2 separate regions of the Homo sapiens genome follow, and region 2 is linked to region 1. A link is a loop called in an ENCODE intact Hi-C map of the cell type or tissue named here. Cell type or tissue: ascending aorta. All regions are shown on one strand. Links, peaks and the distances in the headings refer to the core of each region. The heading gives the core; the rest is flanking DNA. Region 1 has its middle 46 kb from the start of FIBIN. Region 2 overlaps LOC124902649 (a long non-coding RNA gene).

Evidence for each region. Hi-C counts contacts between places; a loop is a spot of excess contacts. Peaks named below come from ENCODE experiments on the same cell type or tissue, not always from the same donor. Only the 100,000 strongest peaks of a DNase experiment are listed, where the experiment ranks them.
Region 2: it touches region 1 in a loop (6-fold over the local background); 8 of 110 quality-filtered maps call a loop at or near these places.

Annotation. Positions count from the first base shown.
Region 1 is chr11:26,941,833-26,954,294 of GRCh38, reverse strand. No RefSeq gene overlaps it. Among named protein-coding and RNA genes, the nearest start is that of FIBIN, 46 kb to the left of the region's middle. RefSeq lists an enhancer at 3,996-4,496. In ascending aorta, for the core only: no CTCF peak of the experiment used is centred there; DNase peaks (open chromatin) are centred at 3,890 and 6,734; H3K27ac peaks cover 6,664 bases.
Region 2 is chr11:26,836,337-26,848,798 of GRCh38, reverse strand. It overlaps LOC124902649 (a long non-coding RNA gene), which reads right to left. Exons shown (of 3, transcript XR_007062629.1): 2 at 2,125-2,442. Among named protein-coding and RNA genes, the nearest start is that of SLC5A12, 120 kb to the right of the region's middle. In ascending aorta, for the core only: no CTCF peak of the experiment used is centred there; a DNase peak (open chromatin) is centred at 6,468; H3K27ac peaks cover 7,805 bases.

The DNA of each region.
Region 1 (12,462 bases), core at 1,998-9,997:
GGCGTGTGTATATTTGGGCTGAATCCCCAGGGTGACCTCCTCTATGTATTTTTCACTAGCCATTGAATCCTTCCCAGGGAGAACAGGAAGTCTGGCACTGCTTTTGATGACACATCAATGACGTGATGTCTGGTTTCTATTAAAAATCAAAAAGCAAAAGTTTTTATGCCAGAAATAAAGTATAGATAATGCCATATATAATCATTAGTATATTGCTTAATATACTAAGCAACCAGGCTCAAGGGCTGCCAGTAGATCCTGCATCACAGTGAACAGCTTGAGTAGAGGCCTAGTCAAGGGTGAGATAGGCAAATGCCACAGGCAATCACAGACTTCTATGACAGTCTCTGCATTTTTTGTTAAATGGCCCCCATTAGAATAGAACGGCAGTAGCTGTTCAGTTAGAAGCAAAGTAGTATACCAGTAGAGTGTCAGGTTTTAAAGCAAAGTAGATCCAACTGCTTAAATTGTGCACATATATATAACGTACCTGATTTTGCCACTTGTAAGGGGTACGACTTGGTTCCCTTATAGACTCAAGATGTAGCTATCTTTGTGCCAGGATTTAAACTTGGTCCCAAGGAGTTGTTCTATCTAAAAATGTAAATAAGCATATTATACCTACTTTATGAGATTTTGGAAAAAAAATAGATAAATAAGATTAATGTTTTTCCCTTAAGAAGCACATAATCCAGTGGGAGAGAGAGAGACATGGAACGTACAACAGCAATTAGGTATAAGAAGAGCTATGATGGGGGATATACAGACAAGATATCGAATAAATTGGGGCAAGAGTCACATGTGACTTCAGGAGGAGGCCATAATGGTCAGATTCCCAGTGCTCACCATTAGTCATTCATCCTTTTGTGGTCCAAGAATTGGAGTTGTTTAAAATGTCATATACTGGCTGGGCGCGGTGGCTCACACCTGTAATCCCAGCACTTTGGGAGGCCGAGGCAGGTGGATCATGAGGTCAGGAGATCCAGACCATCCTGTCTAAGACAGTGAAACCCCGTCTCTACTAAAAAATAGAAAAAATTAGCTGGGTGTGGTGGCGGGCGCCTGTAATCCCAGCTACCCAGGAGGCTAAGGCAGGAGAATGGCGTGAACCCAGGAGGCAGAGCTTGCAGTGAGCCGAGATCATGCCACTGCACTCCAGCCTGAGCAACAGAGCGAGACTCCGTCTCAAAAACAAAAAAAGTCATATACTGCATGAGCAGGATAACCTACTGATATAACAGAGAGTAAGTAGAAGGGCCATGAGGCCACACAGATAAAGGAGTTTTGTTTTTGTCAAGGGGAAAGGAGGAGTATTAATATTAGACATTAATAGCTGACACTTAGTCTTACTATGTGCCAGCAACTACTCTAAGAACTTTACATGTATCATCTCATTGAATCTTCTCATAATTCCTGTATTATCTTGAGAATGAGAACCTTTTACAGAAAGAGGAATTACAGTTGCAGGTCAAGGAAGGGTCTTTATCGTGGAAGGCAGAGCAAGAGGTAGAAGTTGAGCTGTCTCTGGAGAAAACATTCATGGGAGTATCCCACCCAGAGGGCATGTATCTTGGACTGGAATCTGAGGCACATGGAAATTTTGAGTATCTTAAAAGGACAAGTTGGAAGAGATGATGGGCACAGGAAGGTGGGGTGGAAAATTAACTTTTTCTGAAACTTATGTAACTTTATTTACAAGTTTGGCCCTCAACAGTTTGATACGTGGTCTATCCTCAGATTTTGACTTCCTTAGAAAAATAACCTCTTTCTTTCACATGGACAGAAGGGGACGAAAAATGATAGTCACTGCTAATTTTTTTAAAAAAATGTACTAAGTGCTGGGATCTGTTTCAAGCACTTAGCATACATTATTTCATTTACTCCAAGTAACAGCTGTATAAGGAATGAGCTACTATCATCTCTATTTACAGATGAGGAAATGGAGATTTAGCATGGTGAAGTAACTTATCTAAGGGTCACATCTCTAAATTAGGTATTTGAACCAACATTAAAAACCAGAGCAGTCTGATTCCAGAGCCTACAGTCTCAACCCCAAAAAGAGGAAAGTGTTAGATTATAACTCAAGGCGAAACATTTCTGTTAGGGTGGAAAAATAAAAAAAGTAAATTGCAGCAAGATGTGTCTTTTCAAAATTAAAATATAGTTTAAGCAGTTAAAGATTTTTTGCTGCGAGGCATTACAGACCACTGATAAATGTGTGCTGTCTCAGGCGGAGATTGGAAACAATGCAGCGGTAGCTTTTAGCCATCAGCCTGCGGTTTGCTGCAGCTGTGATTTTCCATGGATGCAGTTTTGGGCTATCTTGTCACTGGCTTTTTGGTGCCAGAGGCTTCAGAATGCTGAAGTTTTTCTCCTTTTTTATTTTTATTTTCTGCAGACTTGACTATGCCTGTATCACCTAAAATTATTACCAGTCATGAGCCCTTTGTCATACTAATGTCTTGCTCCCAGTGCTATTTTTTCTTATTTTAATTTCCTTGTTGTTCCCCAATGTGATTTTTACTCTGAGGCGGGGAAAAAAAACAGTCTGTCTTTTGATGACTTTGTTAGTTTTTCATTGGAAGAAACCTGCAAAAATGCTTTTCAAAACATTTTAAATGGCAGCAAACAGTCTGGGAGGTGTTTAAATGTAATGGAAAAATAAAGGATTCATGAGGAAAGGATTTTCAGAGAACGTGGACAGAAAAAAAGTAAAAGCTGTTTAAAACACAACTTTATCTACCAAAATGACCCATCTAGTGTCTTTACATGTGGCTTTTCTTTCACAGGTGCTCAGGCTCCAAAATTTTGAGTTCAGAACAACAGGCAAATGCAGAATATTTGAGGCAGCAGAGCAGAGCACTGGCTTTAGCAGGCAGTCAATTATTGACATTTACTAGCTGGGAACCTTGGGCAAGGTTCTGTGATTTACCTCTGCCGGTCTCAGTTTTCTCTTTTGTGAATTGACAATAATGATAATAATTAACTCATAGTTGTTATGAAGACTAAATTTTATATATATATATATATATATATATCTGGCTATTTGCCAAGTGCTTGGTACATATTAAAAGCTGAATACTGGTGGATATTTCCATTATTTTATAAGTATCTTTTCTTCTCCTGCATTGATGTTAAAATGACATCAGTAAAAGTGTGTTGGTATTGATTCTGGAAAACTTCTGGCTTCATCTAGTTCAATCTTCACCAGAGCAAAGAATCCTGCTTTTCTCCCAGAGAAATCCACAATGTACTCATTAGTGCCATCCGTGGGCACCTTACTTTCTCTCCTGATTGTTGGAAAACTGGCTCAGACTCTTAGAAAGTTCCTATTCTCAGTACTGGTTTCTAGTAATTTCTACTCATTGGCCTCAGTTCTGTTCCCTGGGGCCACCTAGGAGGGATTTGGTCTCTTTTCCACATGCCCCAAATAAGTGAAAGTATCTGAACAAGTTACTTAACTACTCTGGGCCTGGGTTTACTCATATGTAAAGTGCAGACTAGTGTTTCGCCCTCATGGTGGTATCCTGAGGATTAAAAATATATAGACGTCTGAAGATAGCCTAGCTATAGCAGGTGCTCAATAAGGTGCTCAATAGCAGTCGCTGTAATGTGCTGGCCTTAGTTTAAGAGCCTCTGCAGATTCTGTGAGTGTTTGTCTATGTGGCTGATGACTCTCAATGAAGATTGCCCAATGTCAAATGTTTTCCTGCAGGCCACAGAAGGGATGTTTGGATTTCGATTAATCCACATGGCAGCTCTCCATGGTGGGGGCTGTGTCTTTTTGGTACTCTATTACTTGGCCAAACAGCCCCACTGTGAGGAAGTTTCTTGCTGCCTTGTGTCGCTGGCTTTCATGACCTGGCGGTGGCTTGCCTCACTTTGTACTTCCCATGCCAGTGCTTCCCTGTTGCCCCTGAGGCTCAACAGACCTTGAGAGGTGCCCACATTGGTGCCTTGGTTTACTCAGCCAGGCCAGCAAGACTGCCAGTTGCAGGCTGCAGATGAGGCTCACGGGCACCTATGGGCTCACCCCTCATGCCGTGACTTGTGCCGTGGATGTCACTGCTGCTGCCTCAGGTTCTGGCTTCCCCAGGTGGAAAGGTGCAATTCTGAGATGAGGTGGACTCAATATCCTGTGAACACTTTGAGTAACAGGAGCTCAGAGCTGGGCTTTCTTTTTGCTCCCTGACAGCTCTAGAGTGCAGTAGTTTCAGGCAGTTCTCTCAAGATGCCCTGTGGGACTGAGCATTCAGCAGTGCTTGCTATGAGCATGCTATTGAGCCTTTCCATGACTCATTCCTCCCTTTATTTTACTTCTGTTTTCAGGGATTTCAGTCTCAATAATTTGGGGGGCGTTAGCATATAGCCTTTGTCTCAATCTCTGTGTTCTTGGGAATTCTGGTAAAGATGGGTAACTAGTATTACTATTGCCACTGCTCTTCCTCTTACTCAGATTTCATTTCTTTGGGTTCACCAACCATTGCTTTCATGGCTGATTATCAGCTCTTCACTCCCCTACTCACAAAACAAAGCTTATTTCTCTATTTTGTGAGTCAACATCTTTGGCCCAGTACTTCCCTTCTTTTATTGCCACTGCCAGAGTTTCTCCCTTAATTCTTACTATTTGCTTTCAGATCTCATCTGGTAATTTGATCTAAGGTAATATGACAACAAGTGCAAGTGACTTGACACATCACCTATTGGAGATACTATATTTGAATATTCATAGAAGTTTTCTGAAAAAAGAGCCCCAACTTAACTAGAAACCATGGGTTGGCAAACTTTTCTTGCAAAAGGCTAGGGATTAGGGGATTAAGTATTTTAGGCATTGCCAGCCATGGCCATAAGATCTCTGTTGCAGCTATTGAACTTTACAGGTGTATTGTGAAAGAAGTCATAGCAAATATGTAAATGAATGTGCACAGTGAGTTTCAGTAAACTTCATTTGCAAAAACAAGTGTTTGACCAGATTTGGCCCATAGGTTTTGACTACAGACACTTGCTCTAAACAACGGAATTACAAAAAAAAAAGTGAAGTAGAATTTTGGGAAAATGTGGGTTATTCAATATCTTTCAAATTCAGTTTCCTTAGTTTCAATTCATTTTTAATTCAATAAATGATATTGAGAAGAAAAGGTAACAAACACTTATAGAATTCCCCAATGAACCATATTCTAGGCTAGGGATTTCCATATGACACATCATTTGCTGCTCCTAGCAACCCTATAAAGTCACTGTTGTTATTCTACTTTTTGATGAGATGAATAAGCAGGTCCAGAGATAAGTGAATTGTCTCCTTGTAAAAGGCAGTGTCAAGATTCAAAAATAAGCTTACTTTAACTTGAAGATCTATATTAAAGTATTCTAATTAAGTACATACTGTATGTAAAGTTTTGTACCACTGGCTGCATAGAATACAGAGATGAATGAGATAGTTTCATTTTAGTTAGAAGCAAAATAAAATATCAGCAAAATAAAATAAGACAGGCTCTGATATCCCAACAGAACTACAAAGTACTAAGGGAGTTTAAAGGAGCTGCCTATCAGGCATGTGGGAAGCAGGAAAATCCCATAGAAAGGGTGACAATTAAGGTGGTATTTGAAGAACTAATATGATTTTGAAAGCTAGAGATAAGGAAAAAGGTTGTTTTAAGCGAAGAAAGAAAGAAAAAAAGGAACAGGAAGAAATAGTGCCTACTGAGGAAGTGTGGGTCATCAAAGAGAAGGCTTGCCTTCATAATTGGCCAAAGGCTTTGCTCAGCCCTATCCCTAAAGGCACCCTCTGAGTCTAGCTCTGTCCTGGGACTGACCATTAGTTAAGTGAAGTCATCCTTGTCTAATCTTCTCCTAGAAGGGTGTTTCATTGTGCATGATGGATGCAAAAACAGAATTCTCATCAGTAAAAACAAAAGCACACAGAATGGGAACTAATGAGTCAGAAGTTGAGTAGATATTGGATGAAGGGAAGGCAGAAAATTGTCACAGGTAGTACCAAAGCGGGAGGGCCTAAGATAATGTTCTAATTTAAAAAATGGAAGTTGAAGGCTCATTTTTAGTAGATTCTGGTTTTACTGGATTCTGCAACATAATGACCAACACTTTGCACACATGCAGAACAGCCTAAAGCTATAAAAACTATGACATGACTAAATTCATTGGTCAGCTGTCTTTTGCAATATTTATGACAATTGCAATTTAAATTCTTACTTGAGCAATCATATTTTCCCTGGACTATGAGGACAAATAAGGGCAGGAAATTTGTCTGTCCCGTTCCATGCTGTCCTTGAATTTGGCACATTGCCTTATACATTGTATGTGCTCAATAAATATTTGTCCATTGATTACTTGAATACATGGTTGGATTCAACCAGGTTACTCTACAAGTAGAGAGCTAGAGTCTGAATTTTGTAGTAACTTGTACAACCTTTCTCAGCAGAAGCAGCCTCTTTCATGGAAGTATTCCTGTAATTCACTGGAGCTTCCCACATGCTCCTCCCCGTCTTTGAAGGCTCATAGCCAGAAGGAAGTGCTCAACCACCTAGTGTAACCAAGTCTTGCATCATTCACATAGAGAGGGAGATTTTCCAAGTTCTTATTGCGGTGGAAAGATGAGGTCAAACTGTAAGGGGTCAGCAGTGCTCTTAACACTGCCTTTGTGTTGTTTTCATATAAATATTTTTACTAGGACATTTTTTGGCAAACAAGTCTAGCTCCCAGGACTGTGGAGAGCAGGGAAGCTTTGCTCACCACATGCCCATGGTATGCACTTGAGTCAACTTAGGGCCAGTGCAATTTGAAATCATGTCCTTTTTCACTTTTGTCTTGATGCCTTCTCACTGACTCAGTGTCTATCCTTTATCCTTTCTCCAAATGAGAAACATCTGGGCTAAAGTGAAGTCCATGTCCCAATTCCCCACCTCCTTCTCCTACCAAGAAAGCAGCAGCTGTTTCTGACACACTAATCCTATTACAGATGTTTTGATAATTACCAAAAAGCTCAATTTGGCAGCTTATTGGTGGAGCAGCTAAACCAGATTCACACATTTAAACATCTTCTGCCATTCACCTAAGGTAGTTCTCTTCAAAGATCTATTATATAATTTGGTTGGAGAAACTCTGAGAGGGTGCTTCTTTACTGAAATAGGTAAGTTTCTTAAAGCAAATGTAAACAATAACCTTTGATGCTTCCGCAGAGAGTGTGGTTGGTTCATCTCTCTGTTTCTCCCACTTTGCAAAGCCTAATCCATAATGTTGCCAATGACTATTGGAGGAGCAAATGGATAAATCCAACGCCATACATTGCACTTTTCCTTTTGCCATGTTTCTTTGTTCAAAATGCATTTGACCCATGTCTTTGTGCCAAAGAGCAAACCAACATAGTATTTGATAATAAGATCTTGTGATAATAAAAATGCCTTACATATTAAAGAGCTTTGCGTATTGTTGTTTTTGTCCCCAAGTACTTTCTTATCCACAACCTTATTTCATTTGTAATATCCTATAAGATAAACATAATGCATTATTTTCATTTATTGGTTATTTTCTCTCCCTTAGCTCTTGTATCCAACATAAATCAAGGCCATTGATTATAACTCTGCAATGGTCTTTGAGTCAGTTCTCTACACATTCCTACAGCATTACTAGCTTTACGGAGGCTGCCATTTTCTCTCATATAGTCCCCAGCAATTTTTTCCTAGCTGGTCTCCTAAGCTTCTGATTCTTCTGTTCACAATATTATCATTATCTTTCCAAAGCAAGGAATTGATCCTGCCCCTCTCTTTTTTCTGCTATGCTAATGACTCATCACTGCTTTCCTAGGTCAAGTCTGAATCATTTAGTGTCATGCACAAGATCTTTTGTACCTTTCTTTAGTTTCCAGATGACTCGTGGTTGTTAAGCTATGTCATGCCTCTTCATATTTCTGTGCCTTTTCTCATGTGGTACTATTTATCTGGAATGCCCTGGCCCACTCTGTATTCTTATGAAACTCCTATTTATACTTTAAGACTCAACAAAACATTCACCCTATTTGTGAATGTTGTCATGACTCAGGAAGAGTTCAGTGCTCCTTCCCTCTCTTTATGTGACACTTTACACCTTTACACAAACCTTTTTTTGGCACTCATCAAACTGTAAGAAAAGTATTTGAACAACCAGTTCCCCTACTAAACCACGAGCTTACCCTTATATCCCCCCTGACAATGGCCCAATGCATGTCACATACCAGGTACCCAATGAACTCTTATTTAATAAATAGATTTTACAAATAAGAAAGGACACTGTGAAGGAGTATCAGGGACAAGACTTTGGAAATATGTTCTAATCCTAGCTTTTCTACTAATTCATGGAAACCTCTCTGGACCCATTTTCTCACCTACAGAATGAGTGCATTGATTGGGCTATCCTTGTGGTCTCTTCTAGGACTTACTACTGTAAGAAATTCTAATAGGTTGCTCATCTTTTTAGTTACCAAAGCCAGGACCAAATTCAAGATCATCTGACTTAGGGTCTAGGATTAATTTTTCTGAAGCAAAGGTTGAAATTAAAAAGGAAGATATGTAGGAAGGCAGAAGGACCTATTGATCCCAGTGTTGGTAATATGTTGCACCAGCTGTGTGACCTCGGGGAAGGTATTGTCTCTCTGGTCCTAGTTTTTCCATTTGTATAATGAGGGCATTAAACGAAATTGCAAATATGTGGCACTATTTTCCCAACTTATTCCTTCTATGCCAAAGGCAGTCATAGCTAATCAATTACTAAACATTCCACTGAATCCATCTGCAGGGTCAGACTTCATCTCAACACGATGCTACAAGAAGCCACTTCTGTTCTTTGGAGTACTTTCAATGCCAAGAATGTACATGAGATTAAAACAAAAGAAAGCTACTGCTCTTTTTGGCACTAGATATTTTCTGAAATCTCTCTCAGTTCTGTTATATTCTAATAGATCCATGGTGGACTTTTTCTATATTTGGACTTAGTTTCTAGTCTCTGAGGGTGACCATGAGGAGGAGACCATGCACAGATCCCTGCAATGGGTGGGTTCTTTCATGATGAGCCCAGGCATAATCACCATCCTGTGAGTGACCAGTGTCTTTTATTTTTTTCAGGTCTAATGCCAATGACTCAGTCACATAAGCCAACAAGGGTATCCACATTAAATGCATCTGAGCAGAGTGAAAATCAGTCATAATTGGGGACAGATGTGGATGCAAAGTTCTCATGTGTCTTTTTTCTTCTCAGTGGACTACTGCAAAGGAAGTGTTAACTGATTTTGGCACTCTCATCTGCTTTCCAGAAGGCCTGTTTAGAAAAGCGTATGAGCACTTGGGGAATCCTTGATGCTTCTAGAAAATAGGTTACATGAGGACATTCTCTGAGTCCTAATTAAATTGATTTTCCCTTTTAGTTCCTGGAATGTAATAAGGTAAAAATAAATATTTGTGGAATGAATGAATTGTTAGGCTTCTCTCTAGCTAGCAATTCTATTGCCAAGTGCCATGTTCTCTCTAGAACGATCCCTGCTTACCTTAGCATATTATAGAATCTTCCCTCTATGAGCTGCCTTATTCCTCTGACTTTGGAAATAGCTGACTTGGAGGATAATTAGATGCTTTTACTTTGTGTCTCAGACTAGCCTCTAAGTCTCTCAGGCAGGGAAGCACCTTACTTCTCTTCATTATATTATATATGTTATAATATTTATGTTACATAGCTCTCATAAATTTATATAATAAATTATATATTATATATGTTATTATAGGTTATACTTTATACTCAACATTTAGTAACTAGATAGCTGTCAACTCTCATCCATACTCATGGAAAGATAATCTTTTAAAATGAGAGTACCAAGGAAAGAGAGGAAGGTTTATTCAAATATGGCAGAATATAAGCTTAAGCCACATAAGCAGAATCATAACCTCAAGGATATGGGGTGGGGCAGTCCCCTGGATTGATAGCATGTTATATTTAGTTCTAGCTGATATTAGCTCTGGAGAAATAGGAATAACCTGGAGTACATTCAGAGAAGAGGGACAAGGTTGGTATCTTGGTCAGCTTAGGCTACAATAACAAATACTTCAGACTGGATGGCTTAAACCAAAAGACTTATTTCTCAAAGTTTAGGAAGCTGAAAGTCTGAGATCAGGGTGCCAACATGGTTAGAGTTTCGGTGAGGGCTCCCATTCTCACATGGCCTTTCCATGGTGCATGCACACAGAGAGCAAGTTCTGATCTCTTCATCTTCTAAGGGCACTAATCTCATCACAGGGGCTACGCCTTCCTGAGTCCACCTAAACTTAATTATCTCCTAAGGCCCCATCTCTAAATGCTATCACATTGAAGATTAGGGCTTCAACAAAGGGATTTGGAGGAGACACAGACATTTAGTCTATAGCAGTGAGTGACTTGGAAAGCATGTTATGCAAGGACTGGTTCAGCGCTCTGGAGGCATTTACTCAGGGAAGAAAGGGTTTAGTGCTGGCATGATAGCTGTCTAAATTTATCTGAAAGCCTGCCTTGTAGCCACAGGATTAAGCTTATTGTGTGTACTTTCATAGGGCAGAACTAAGATTGGTGGATAGAAAATATTGGAGCGTGAAGGTAAGGGCCCTCCTGAATATGCTTCATGGCTCCCACTCACCTCTTTTGGGTGGATGTCTAAAATTACAAAATTCTCGAACTGCAGGATGCTTAGCAGATTGAAGGATGAGTATTTATTACACATGACTCAACATTATTTTTTGGATAAAATACACAGGGACTTATTGCCACATGGGGACATTTGGTGCCTATTTTCTGCTTGGAAATATTCAGCCATAAAATGAATTTGAGAAAAGAAGCACTTCCCACAGCAAATAAGCATCAGTAATTACCTAAAATCTAAACTTCGGGAATTGGGGCCTCAAATCCAGCAGATTTTTGGTACCATCTTATGAAGCATCTGAATTCATCTGGCTGATTTCTATCACCATTACTTATTCCTAATAGAGACAATGAAAGTGGGCTCTGAAGTTCATGGAATGAGTCTGAGCCTGCCTGGTTTTCTAGGAGAGATTTCTCCCTGATTTCTTCAGGTCAGTTCAGGAAGGAGATGTCTTCTTTCACCAAACCACTTGGGAGGCTGAGTTCTTACAGTTGGCATTAATCTTAGGGTTTTCAGGCACAGAACAGAGAAGTTGCTAAAATAGGCAATAAAACTGGGTGTGCTTCTCTACCCCAACATCTGTGTTTCCTTCACTGAACCATGCTTTGTACCATGCAGCCTAATTAAAAGACTTTTACACACAGCAACATACTCGGTTTTATATATCTTCTCAAGGAAAAAGGCAAAACTAGGCAATAAAGAAAAATGATCCGTGTCAACAAAAGCATATGAGCTATTTTGCAACTATTCTATTTAGACTTCCTTGTTGGTAAAACAATGCGTTCTCAAATTTTCTTCACTAACTTCCCTTCCAAGACTACGTTAATGACATAGAATAATGACTATCTGGATATAATTTTTTTAAAAAAACTTTCCATGTGTCTACTTCATGTGACATCTTGTATTTCTCATCCACACTTTACCCCTAGAAAACTGGTCTTCGATGTGTCAGTGCAATTAACAGAAATGTTTCAGCTCAGAAATCCTTTTGAGAATAATTCTTTATAATCAAACATGAACAAGCAGCGCATTTTAAAAAATGTATTTCTCTTTGGAGAGTAGCCAGACCATGACCAAATTATCTGGAACTTGGAGCATGAGAGTGAAGCCGAAAATGTAAAAATGGAAATGGAAAATGGTGTCACACACCAAAAATGGAGACCAAAGGGTGTGTCTCTATGAATTCATCTGAGCCAGACCTTTGGATAGAAAAAGAGAATGAAAAGTTAAAATAATCCCTTTTTTTTCTCATTTGACTGGCATTGATTGGTTATACCAATGATTCTTAACCTTTTTGGGGTCCTGGGCTTCTTTGAGAATTTGATGAAAACCTCAGATGTCCACCTCAGAAAAAGACTAATTCTTAAATGAGCAGTTTGAGTTATGCAGAGATCAAACAAGAACCTCAGGCCAGGGGATTAACAGGTTAGACACACTGATGTGGTTTAGCTATGTCCCCACCCAAATCTCATCTTGTAATTTCCATGTGTTGTGAGAGGGACCTGGTGGGAGGTAATTGAATTATTGGGTGGGTCTTTTCCGTGATGTTCTTGTGATAGTGAATAAGTTTCATGAGATCTGATGGTTTTTAAAAAATAGGAGTTTCCTTACACAAGCTCTCTCTTTGCCTGCTGCCATCCACATAAGATGTAACTAGCTCCTCCTTGCCTTCTGCCATGATTGTGAGGTTTCCCCACCCATATGGAATTGTGAGTTCTCCATTAAACCTCTTTTCTTTGTAAATTGCTCAGTGTAAGCTATGTCTTTATCAGCAGTATGAAAACAGACTAATACAGTAAATTGGTATCAGT
Region 2 (12,462 bases), core at 1,742-9,741, 110 kb after region 1:
TAAGGCAGAAATGAGAGGCAAAATATTTAGTAATGGCGAGTAATAGAACTAACCAGTCAAATTGGATGATGGCCATGAACAACCCATTTGGTCTAATTAGTGAGCCCTTGGAGATGATCAGCTCTGTCCTTGGGGCTTAGTGGCCTCAAACTTAATGTTCCCTTCTCACTAACATTTATCAAATATCTACTTGTCTTAGCTAATTTAATCCTCAAATGACATTATGATACAGGTGAAAATGTTTACATTTTATAGAAGAAAAAAAGGCTTAGAAAGACCAAGCATCTTGCCTAATGTCATACCACAGCTAAGGTGCAAGACCAATATTTGGACATTCCTTACTTGCTTGAATCAATGTCACCTACAATACACTGCCTCATTCATTCCTCTTGCTCCTAGTTTGCTGTAGAGAAACTGCCTGTCAAGCATATTAAATAGGTAGTCTCCTTTGCATACCACACAGTTCTGTTTCCTATATTGTTTCAATAAATAAGCATTCATTGAATGCCTACAATGTGCTAGGCACAGAAAAATCAAATGGCCCATACAGTGAATAAACCCTGACCTCTGGCTTAATTAGCACCATATTTAACGTCCAACCTAGTCATATAATCTTTAACACTGTTGCCAAATATGAATGGTGCAATCTCTTCTACAAGGCAAAATTGTTAACTTTTGGCCTAACAAAGATCTTTCAACTTTCATTTTTAATTTCATGTTTGGTGGATGAGACATTTGGAAGTCTAATCTTAGGGTAACAGATTATTGGTAAATGTTCTCCTTTGCTTCTGCCCACCTGCCTGATACCTCTCCCCAACCTATAACACATGGTTAAGGAGAACCTGCGGAGCAATTTATAGCCACTGGTACCAGTACAGGGATGAGGAAAGAGTCTCTTTTCATCTTCATTCATTCCAAGTATATTAATTGAATGCCTACTACATGTCAGAAACTCTTCTGGGAACTTATCTTAATGCTTGTTTCAAGTCTTTCTGTGCTACCCAATCACAGATCTGAAGCAGCCTTCGTGCTTTTGTACTTCATATGCCTGGCTCAAGCCTTTCCCCAGCGATAGCCAAGAGCAACATGAAGTCTTTGAAACAGGGTTTACAGCCTTGTTTTTCTGTTACTAATATAGCATGCTGTTCTCATCATCGGTCTGATTTGGCTACTGACATGGTGACATGCTGGAATGTTTCCTCAGAGATCCAGCAGTAAAAAGGAAGCAACAACAACAAAAAAGCACAAAGAGTTCAGAACAAGTAGGTGCCTTCCAGTAAAGTCTTCATGAAAGAATTGACTTCCTTGAGTTCCTTAAAAAAAACAAGTGTTTGCACTATAGGACAGGTAAGGATATTTTCTCAAAAATATCAGGAAAGAATCCTGGAAAGAACATGAAGCTGACTCTGTTACTCCTTCCCTTAGCACTTCGAGGATTCCTCACCATTTTGGGGGGTAGATACAAATGCCTGAGTATGACATGTGAGGCCTTTATAATTCCATAATTGTTTATCCTTTCATAATCAGCTCAAGAATTACCTTTTCCAAGCAAGTTTTCTGGATAACCCTGCTCCAGTAAAACTAGCCAGCCTTTATTTGTGATCTTACTCTTCCATACAATAACATTATTCATAGTGAAATTCAATATTGATTCAGCATGGTCAGATTGCCTAGGATTGAAACCTGACTTCTATACTTCATTTTCTGACTTTCAGCAAATTTTTTAACATCTTTGTGTCTCAGTTTATCAGTAGAATGGGAATAATCATCATCATCACATCTTTCTAAAGGCATTTTTAAAATGAGAATCAAATGAAATAATATGGTAAAGTGACTATCACAGTATGTGAAACACAGCCCTCAAAAATGTAATTCCTTATTATAATTGCGTGTCTACTACTCAGTGAGTTCTTCCAATGCAAAATCCATGGCACTTAAACTTGTATTTAATGCCTAATGATATTCTTATTTATTTAATGTACAAAAGCTTCACAGAGTAAGAAACAATTAATTATGGCCTATATTAGTTAGGCTAACACTAAACAATAACAAAACTAGAAAAAAATACGTGTTAATTTCTTGGCTCTGTAACATTCTTAACAAGTGTTTCTGATCCTCATGTACCTCTCCTCAAAAGTGTGATACAGAAACGCAGAATCCTTTCATCCTGTCGGTTCCCCATCTTCAACATAGTTTCCAAGATCATCATGCTTGTCTGTCTGTAGATAATAAAAGAGGACAAAAAGTGGAGAAGGCATACTTATTCTTGACCACCCTGGCCCAGAAAGAAAATACCTCACTTCTGTTGTCATTCCACTGTAAAAACCATGATCTTTGCCACACAACTCTATGACATGCGATAGGTAAGCAAGCATCCATTTCTAATAGCCCTTGAAGAATGTTAGGAATTTGATGGAAAGAAGATGACAGGGAAGGATACTCCTGGGAAAAGAAAAGAAAGTGAATAATGGGCAAAGGGAAGTTTAGGATTATAGAATCAACACATTTCACATTTCAACGGAAATGCAGGGTACATGATAGGGAAGATAAGAGATAAGAGTGGGAGGTTGAACTCAGTCTGCACACCTTATTATGATTGTTCACTTCACATCATACACAGCCTAGGGCTCTATACTTCCTGAGCTTGACATTACATACTGCCTCACACTTAAGTGTAAAATTAGCAAATGGGAAAATACCTGAGCTCATTAGATAATGACTAATCATGATCATTTTAAGCACAGTTGTCAGATTTGACAAATAAAAACATAGGACATTAGTTAAATTTGTATTTAGGACAAAAATATTTTCATAGTAGGAATAAGCCCCATGAGATATTTGGGACATATGTATATTAAATAAGTATGTATTGTTTATCTAAAATTAAAATTCAACTGGGCTCCCTGTATGTTATTGGGGCAACACTATTTTTTTAAGGGCAAGAAACGTATCTAAATAATTTCTCTCCTAGTAATAACTGTAATTCTCTGTACTTTAGGTAAAATTATAGAAATTTTCCCTTTCCTTGTCACATTTTTTTCTTTCAAGTTCTGCACCAAAAAATTATTCTCTGGCAATAATCGTTCTTTCAAGTTGCTTCAAATGGTAAAAAATAGAAATTCATTATGCAGAATCACAGTTGGTTCTGTGATGGGACCATCATATGATGGGACTGCAAGCAGAGACTACACATTTATCGACAGTTATTTCCTATGGTATCTACCCTTTTAACAGTTAATACTGATGACTAGTTATAGAGGTTCTTCAACCATGTAGCCCATCAACTAGATAAACTTGTTATTGATTCCAAACCATTTTTTTAAGGAAGGTTCTGTTTTGCTTTTAGACCAGACTGTACCTCTAATACTAGCCAGTTGTCTTGTAAATATATAGTGATAATAAAGCAATGTTAGTGTAGTAATAGCACCTTTATTGATCACTTCCTTTAGGGTAGCCATTTTTACAATTGTTTCATATGAATTATTTAATCTTAATAAACTTTGCTACACAGAGGTTAACTAACTTGCTCAAGTCTGAACAGCTAGTAAATGGTGATGCCAGAACCACTGGATTGAGGATTGGTGTTAACCATCATAGTAGTTGGCTGCATTAGTGAAAACCATCTTCCCATTGGGACAATGACTCAAAGCATTAACACCTCCATACTGAAGCACCATCCTGGAATGAGTCAAGTGGCACGGGCTCAAAATAATGCCTTTGCCATTTCTTAGCTGGTACTTTGGGTAGCCTGTTTAACTTCTCTGTACTTTAGTTTCCTTATCTGTGAAAGGAAATGATAACGTCTACTTTATAGGGTTATAGTATAAAATTAAGTGCATCTTATGCAATGAATAAATAAATAGTAATTGATATTGTTATTATGAATATTCATTCCATTCAAACTGGTTTACACAGAATTCTCTTGTCCTTATAGAAATGAGGTCCCAGTGTTCACATGTAGATAAGAAAACACAACAAACCTCTACTATTTCTCTACCTCCTGTTCATCCTATTGGTGTAATTAATATCTTAAATGTGTGCTTTGAACAAGTGATAGATGAAGAGCAACAGCCATCACTGAGAAATATAAAAATATAGAAAATTAAAAGCTAAGTACTTGTCAATGGTTTGTTAGTCCCCAACCATCATGATTTTTTTAAATTTTATTTTCTAATGGAAGGGTTATATCTGTCTTTTCTCATAATGACTTAGGTACTTGCTCCTACCAAACAAGCTAAAAAAAGAATGCCATTGAAAATAAAATACTGAAATGTTGACATCACACTCAAAATATTACTTAGCTTCTATTCTTTGCTCTTGGAACAAAGGCTGTATACACACTGGTCTTTTCACTTTTAGTTATGCTATTCTCCTTGTGTCTCCTCTTTCTACTTATCCACCCTTTAGCCTAGTTCCTGCTTCAAGTTTCACTCCATAGACCTAAGGATAAAGATGAAGACCATCTCTGAATGCCCAGTCTTTTCTGACCAATCCCTTTTCCATACTCAGGTAGACTTAGAGTCCATCCAATAATTTGAAAGTTGGCATCCTATTATTGTGTAAAATCCATAAAAATAAAGCTTATCAGAAGAAATAACATAAAATTGAGAATCTGAGTTTCTGTTGTTCCACTTCCTGAGAATTGAATGAGGTCTATCGTATTGATCTTCCTCACAACTAGTATTGATAGATTGGAGACATTTCATAAATGTTTGTTTGACTAATGATTATAATTTAGGTAACTAATGTATGACAGTGGCTGACACATAGTAGATGCCCAAAGATCTTAATTTATTTCCCATTTTTATTATAACCATATTATAACCATGCTTCTTACATGCCACACAAGTTCATGGATTCCTAATTAATTGTTGAGAGCTTGCCTCTGTATAGGCTTCCAATTAGAGTAGCTCTGCAATAAAAAAACTGAATATCTAAAATTCTACTTTTAACTGATTTAACAAGTTGTAGTCAGACAACTAGGTCTGTTAGATATTAAAAATCTGACATAATGAGTAGCATGTTGTTTTTTTTCAGGGATATTGTTTCTTAAGGGATGTGGCATACTGTGGCATTTTTTCAAAGATAACCATCTCAAACATTCTTCTTACAATATAATATCGATAGACCTCCATCATGAGGCAGGATTTTTACCCTCTCTCTCCACGCCTCCCCTCAAGCCTGGATGGACCTTCATAACTGTCTCAACTAATAGTGGATGCCAGAAGTGACACTATGTCTTCCTAGCCTGGCTGTGACCTTTCTGGGACATTTATCTTCAGAACTTTAAGTCAACATGTAAAAATTCAGCTACCCTGAAGCCCCCATACGGGGGAGAACATGTGAAGACACCCCATAGCGTTACAGATGCCCAAGGAGTCCCAGATAAGTCAGCCTACAGTCCTCTCAGATCAGACATCAGAACATGTGAGGGAGGAAGTCTTCAGTATGATCCTGGCCCTCGCCATTGTCTGACTGCAACCTCATCAGAGACCCCAAGTCAGAAGGCCCATATTGGCTTCTCTTAGATTCCTGACCCATAAAATTGTGAGAGATAGAAAACGATTATTATTGTTTCAAGCCACCAAGTTTTAGAATGATTGTTGCACTGCCATGGAAACAAGCAGGGCAATTGGGGGGAAAAAAGTTAGTCTAATTAGGTTTAAATTGCAAGACAGATGAGCCATGTGTTAGAACATTCCATCCTTGAATCTCAGTGATCACTGTGAGGGTAAGGCAGAGACTCTGCCCAGTCTGTGAGGTTTCCATTGATTCCTGGGGTTGTGGTAACTGAAGTGGTCTAAGACAACTTTGCTCTGAAAAACTCATGGCTCTGGAAGAATAAAATATACTTCTTCTTAATAGTTTTTCCAGTAATTAAAGTTTTATTTCCACATCCGTTTTAGTAAGTGTAAAAATACATTTCAAGTCACTCTTTCCTTCAAAGTGGGAAAAGAAGGTGGGGGTTGGGGGGAAGCAGAGCCCACATGTCTCCAAATAAAAGCAATTACAAGCCCTGCCTTCACCGAGGTCATACACCTATATTGTGGAAGGCATAGGATGGTGGAGGGAGATTTTCACATCTGGATTTCATCAACTCATATTGGTTATAACTTGCAGACTGCAATTTCTTTGCCAATTTTTTTGTCATTAATCCCTTGGTAGCATAAAAAGAAAAAAAAAAGGTTCTAGACTCTCCATAAACTGCAATTGGGCAATAGCTGTTGTGCACAATAGGCAGCCCAGACTTGCTAAATGTGAACAAAACTCCCCCCTCACTGCCACTAAGGTGAAACAAAATGTGAGGTCTACATAAGTGGAAAGAGGTAAATAGCATATTTTTACTTCTGTCCATGAGTGATGGGCATGAAAACAAAATGTGCAAATCCTACAGGGGCTGAGAGCAAGAAACCCATACAGTCCATCAGTGTAAAAGGTATTGAGTGCTCACTGAGCCCTTCTGGAATTGCTCCAGAGGAAATGGTTTCCTGAGGCCTTGTTCTGGCAGGGTAGAAACAGCATTGCTGATAGATGATTGTTAGGTTTATAAACAAGAGAAAGTATTTAAGAAGGCAAATGGAGGAACACTTTTTTTCTACATATTTTACCCTGCCAGTAAGTAGAATCAGAAAAAGAGAAATTATAATTCCCAAACGTAACTTGGGCTTTTCCATCAGGAGGTGGCATGGGCTCTTTTGAGTCCAAGGGCAGAGTGAAATGATGAATAAATGAAAACTGGAACTTACTTTCTGCCTCTTGGCTCCAGTGAATAAAGATCTTTGGTGTATGACTGATGCTTAAAAGCCTTTTAAGCACCCTAAACTATTTTCGGATTAGATGACCAAGTACTTTAGAATGTGTTAGTGCCTGATGCTACCAATTAGGTAATACAATATTTTCCTTTATCCTTACTTAATTTAGAGTCATGTTTAAGAGGATGGGTCCCAGGCTTATACTCAGATTCCCTACCCCCTGACTGCTTGAGCAGGGGTCTCCATTTCTCTGTGCCTCAATTTCCCCATATTTAAAACATAAGTAATATTTTGTGAGGATTAAGAGTGTTTTGTGAGGAACAAGTATAATCAAATATCTAAGTGCCTGGGACTTAGTTAGAGCTCGATAACTTTTAGTTGTTATCCGCATCTTCAACTATACCTGCCTGACTTATTATGAACCTACACACAATTTTCTATGTTGGTTTTAGTCTCTTTTTAAAATTTTTCTCCCTATTGAGTAGTGAGTTGACTATTACCCCTTGCAGTATATAATCCCACAAGTTGTAGGTAACAATTAACCCTCTCCTTTTCTCCTCCTAAGTCTTAGATGATTTGTCTGGAGTTTAAACAGATCTTTCACATTTGATCTTACTAACAGCATTTAAAAACTGGTTCTTTTAGCTATTTTGAAATAGACAATACACTGCTGTAATTAATTATAGTCACTGCTGTGCAGTAGAACACCAGAACTTATTCCTCCTATCTAACTGAAACTTTGTGCCTGTTGACCAATATCTCTCCTTCCTTGTTCACCCCAGCCTCAAAGCCTCTGGCATACCCTCTGCTTCTGTGAGTTTGATTTTTTTTTTTATTCCACATGTAAGTCAGATCATATGGTGTTTGTCCCCTTGAGCCTGGAAGTTTAAATGTTCTCCCCACAAATGGTACATATTTGAGGTGATGAATATGCTAATTAGCCTGATTTGCTCATTTCATAATGTCACATATATCAAAACATCACATTGTACCCCATAAATATATACAATGACTAGTTGTCGGTTAAAAATACAATTAAAACCCCGAATCTGAAAAAAAAAAAACAAATACAAACCTCTGGATATGATTGAAGAGATGACTATTAGACCACAAGCTCTGTGAGGCCAGGGACAATTTTTATTTTGTTTACTACTTTGAAATACATAGAATGCAGCAACATCAGTTTTTCTCTCCATTATTTTTGCTATTATTATTCCAGAATAGGCTGGCTCTCTATAGGAACTCTCAGTCAGGGTTCAGTCAGGAAACAGGTGGCTCTACTCAAAGTGGACACTTTGAGTAGAAATGAATAAAAGCACTATTTTGAAAGATGTGGGCGAGGTTTAGGGAGCATAGCAAAGTCTAGTGTCTTCCCTAAGGGCCAGTGACAGTGGGGGTGCTGGGACTGCCACTGAGCTAAAGAGACCAGGGCAGAGTAGAGTTACCAGGAGCCAGAAAGAGGGAAGCTGTACGGAGGAAGAGGCCTGAAGCGAGCTGTGTGGAAAACTGGCAGGTAACCATCCAGCGAAATGAATACCTTGCTACACTATGTTCCTGCCTCTGGTTTCTGGCTGGTGTCCCCCATTGGCAGAGTATAACTAGAAGCCAGAGGGCTAGGGAGCCTATGCTATAGTTGCTTGGGTTTAGGCTCCTAGAGCACAGAAGAGGGAGGAAGAAATGTGGAGCCTGGACCTGGAGAGCAAATGAAAGACTTCTAGCACAGGATTGAATATTCAGCCACTTCTATGCTGTGCTCTTTCATATTCTCTAGCCCTAATATTTCCCACTTAACCTTTAGATACTCAGTATTCTCACTCAGTCTGTCCTCCAAGGACTACCCAGTGATCTGGAATTTACAGCTTCATTAATTCAGTAAATACTCATGGAGCAAGAGCAAGCCAAGTGAGTGGTGGTGCTTGCCCTCATAACCTCTCACATACTTGGGGGAGAGACAGGCATGTCAACAAATTATGATCCACTGTAATAGGTACCAGGATAGAATTGGCACTAAGCACTGTAGGAAACAGAACTAATGACTTACTTTTCTCTTATGGTGAGAAGCATGGGAGGTCAAGACAGTTTTACAGATGAGGTAACAGTTAAAGTGAATCTTGAACAAGAAGGAAGTTCCATGGTTATTCCTCTCAGGGACTTTATTTTAAACTTATTTCTAACTATTTTCTTAAAAGTTCTCTCCCCTTTTGTACTAGTTTCTCAGTTGGTTTCAATGATCCTCATCTCCTGGTATTCATGCCCTTCGGTAACCCTCCCTAAGTGTAGGATGAACCTAGTGACTTGCTTCTAAGAAAGAGAATACTGTAAAAGTTATGGGATTTACATTCTGAGATTAAATGACTGGCTTCTGCCTTGCTCTTGTCTGTTTATTCTCTCCTCTCCCTCAGTTTCTCTGAGAGAAGCTAGCTACCATGTTGTAAGTAACTTGTCTCAACTCATTCCTGCTGCTATAACAAAATACCTTAGACTGAGTAATTTAAAAGTAATAGAAATTTATTTCTCACAGTTCTGGCCAGGTGCGCACCATCATGCTGGCTAATTTTTTTTTTCACCATGTTGCCCAGGCTGGTTTTGAACTCCTGTGCTCAAGTGATCCAGCTGTCTTGGCCTCCCAAAGTGAGGGGATTACAGGTGTGAATCACTGTGCCCAGCCTCTTTTATCTTTTGGGTTATATTTGTGCTTCCATTTAAAATACACTGTTGAATTATTAGCTATTTCTCCTTTTCATTGTTTTAGTGGTTACTAGAGGGTTTACAATGTACATCTTTAATTTACCAGTCTAATTTCAAATAATATGCCACTTCTCATATGGTGCAATTATTTTGCAGTAGAATAATTCCAATTCCTTTCTCACATCCTTTGTGTCATACATTGTACTATATATATATGCTATAATACATTATTACTATTTTGCTTTAGGCATTCAAATACAGTTTCAATTCTGAAACATACAGAGAATGTCTTTGATATCATATTTACCTTTATTTTTGCCGTTTCAGGCACATTTTATTCCTTTGTATAGATATACATTTCTGTCTTGTATCGTAATTCTTCTGACTAAAGAACTTTCTATAACATGTCTTGAAGCACAAGACTCCTGGCAATAAATCCTCTCATCTTTGGTATGTCTGAAAAATTACTTATTTTGCCTTATTTTTGAAGGATAGTTTTGCTGAATATTATATTTGGAGTTTTTAAGCTTCTTGTAGTTTAAATGTTACTTTATTGTCTTGTAGTTTGCATATGCTCGAGATGTCCTTTGTAAATCATATCTTTGTTGTTCTATATGTGCTGCATTTCTTTTCTGACTGCCTTCAAATTTTTTCTTTGTCTTTAGTTTTCAGTTGTTAAATTATGATGTATTTACGTGTGTGTGTATGTGTGCGTGTGTGTCTGTGTTATTTATTGTGTAAATAGATTTAAGCTTCTTGGATATATGGTTTGATGTCATTCATTATTTCTGAAAAATTCTCAGCCATTATCACAAAATATCTATTTGTCCAGTTTTCTCTTTTGTCTCTTTCTGGCACACCAATTACACTTACCTTAGAATATTAACATTAAGTGCTCTGGGTTTTGTTGTTGTTGTTGTTGTTGTTTGAATTCACTCTTTTTCCCAATGTTTTGGCTTGGACAATTTCTATTTATTCATTTTTACTCAAAATCAGTCCTTTCAGGTCCATCTGAGTTGTTGAGTATATCAATAGTTTATTCCTTTTTATGGCTAAATATTGACCCAGTTAGAGTTTAGTGATTTTTTTTCCCTTAGCTATCTTAAGTCTACTGATGAGCTCTATAAAGAATTTCTTCATCTATGATATAATGTCTTTTATTTCAACTTTTCCATTTGACTTTTCTTAAGTTTCATTCCCTCAACTAAAATTCCCCATCTGTTCATTCATGTTGTTAAGGTTTTCCACTAGATTCTTTAACATGTTAATCATAGCTACATTAAAGTTCTCATCTGATAGTGTCAATATCTCTGAGTCTGGATTCATTAATTTTTGTCTTTCAAAATTTTTTTGTGTATTTCAAAATTTTTTACTGAATTGTGGACCTCATGATAGAGACAGAGAGAATATTTTTACTGGGAAATGGCTACACTTCTACTTTTGGGCCAATAATATGATGGTTCAGTCATTCTAGAGAGGAGTTGATTTAGGTTTGGGTTTTATTATTGCTAAAGTTAACTTCTTGCACTACACACTTCACATTTCTCTGCCAAAAGGCTGACTTTGTGATTAGGGTAAACCTGTGAGTGTACCTCTTGTCCTCAATTATAAACAATTATATACCTCTTGTCCTCAATTATAAACAATTATTATCTGAGCATGATCAGAAATTATTTTGTTGAATTTCAGGTATAACCTAGGGTTATTGTATTCAAAATGTGGTCCTATAGGATGACTACACATCCCATTTTGCCTAGAACCATTCCAGGTTTAGCTAAAAACTCCATATCCTAGGAAAAACCCTCATAGTTCCCAGGCAAACTGGGTAGGTTGGCCACCCCATGACAAGAGACTAGCGTCATTGATATTATCTGGGAGACTGTTATCACATTGGTGCAAAAAGTAATTGTGCCATTAATGGCAAAACCAATTACTTTTTGCACCAACCTAAAAGTAATAAAGAATCTTGGCTCTACTTCAAACCTACTGAAGCAGAAACTGTATTTTAATAAGATGCACAGGTGATTCATAGGCACATGAAAGTTTGAGAGGAATTGCTATGGAAATAGGAGTCGAGAATCTACATACCTGAAATTTAGATTCCCAAGACATTTTGGATTTTGTTCTTAAATGTTTCTATTTTCCACTCTCTTTGCTCTACTACCAGTGTTACTCAACTTATGGGAAAATCTTCATTTGTCTCCCACCAGGACTTAGTTTATTATAATTATCCTGTGGAAGCACAATGTCAATTGCCCTCTAATGAGTATCAGCTGTTTTAGTTCCATTACTCTGTGTGTGTGTGTGTGTGTGTGTGTGTGTGTGTGTGTTCATGTACTTTCTAATTAAGTTCACTTTTTGAAGAAAAATTTTTAATTCAGATACACTCAGGTCTCTGGAGAGTGATTATGAGACTCGCTAAAATGCACAATAAGCAACTCACTATATTAAAAAATAGCTAATGAATAAAACTTTAGTAATTTTCTTCTATATTCTGATAATTTGGGGTTTGAAAACTATATCAATGAACTTCTCTGGAAAAATGGATGAAATTTTTCTCATCCATGTCTGGCTTCTTTGGGGATAGAAATGCCTTTAATTTCATTTTTGTGCAAATGATTATCTGATAATTTTATTTAAACAGTCATAAAACCAGTAGTCAAAGTTATAAAGTAGATCTTTTATATATAATGAAAGACCTTTGTAGATCCTCTGAGCTCTATATGTAATCTAACCATAAGGATTTCTTTCTTTCCCTTTTGGAAGGCAACTTCCATTCTATAGAGTAGTATAAAATGTAACTTTTATGTTTTGGTTGTGTCTTTTCTAAAACACATTTCTTTAGCATTGTAGGTTTTCACACTCTGCTTTCAAGCCCATGGAATACTCTCTTGAACCTCCAATGTTTAAGTTGGCATAAAAATCCTAGAAAAATTCCAGCAAGGCTCCCCATGGCCACCACCATCCAGAAACAAAGCCCAGATTCACTACTGGCCCATAATCTGAAGCCTTGACTGCTAAC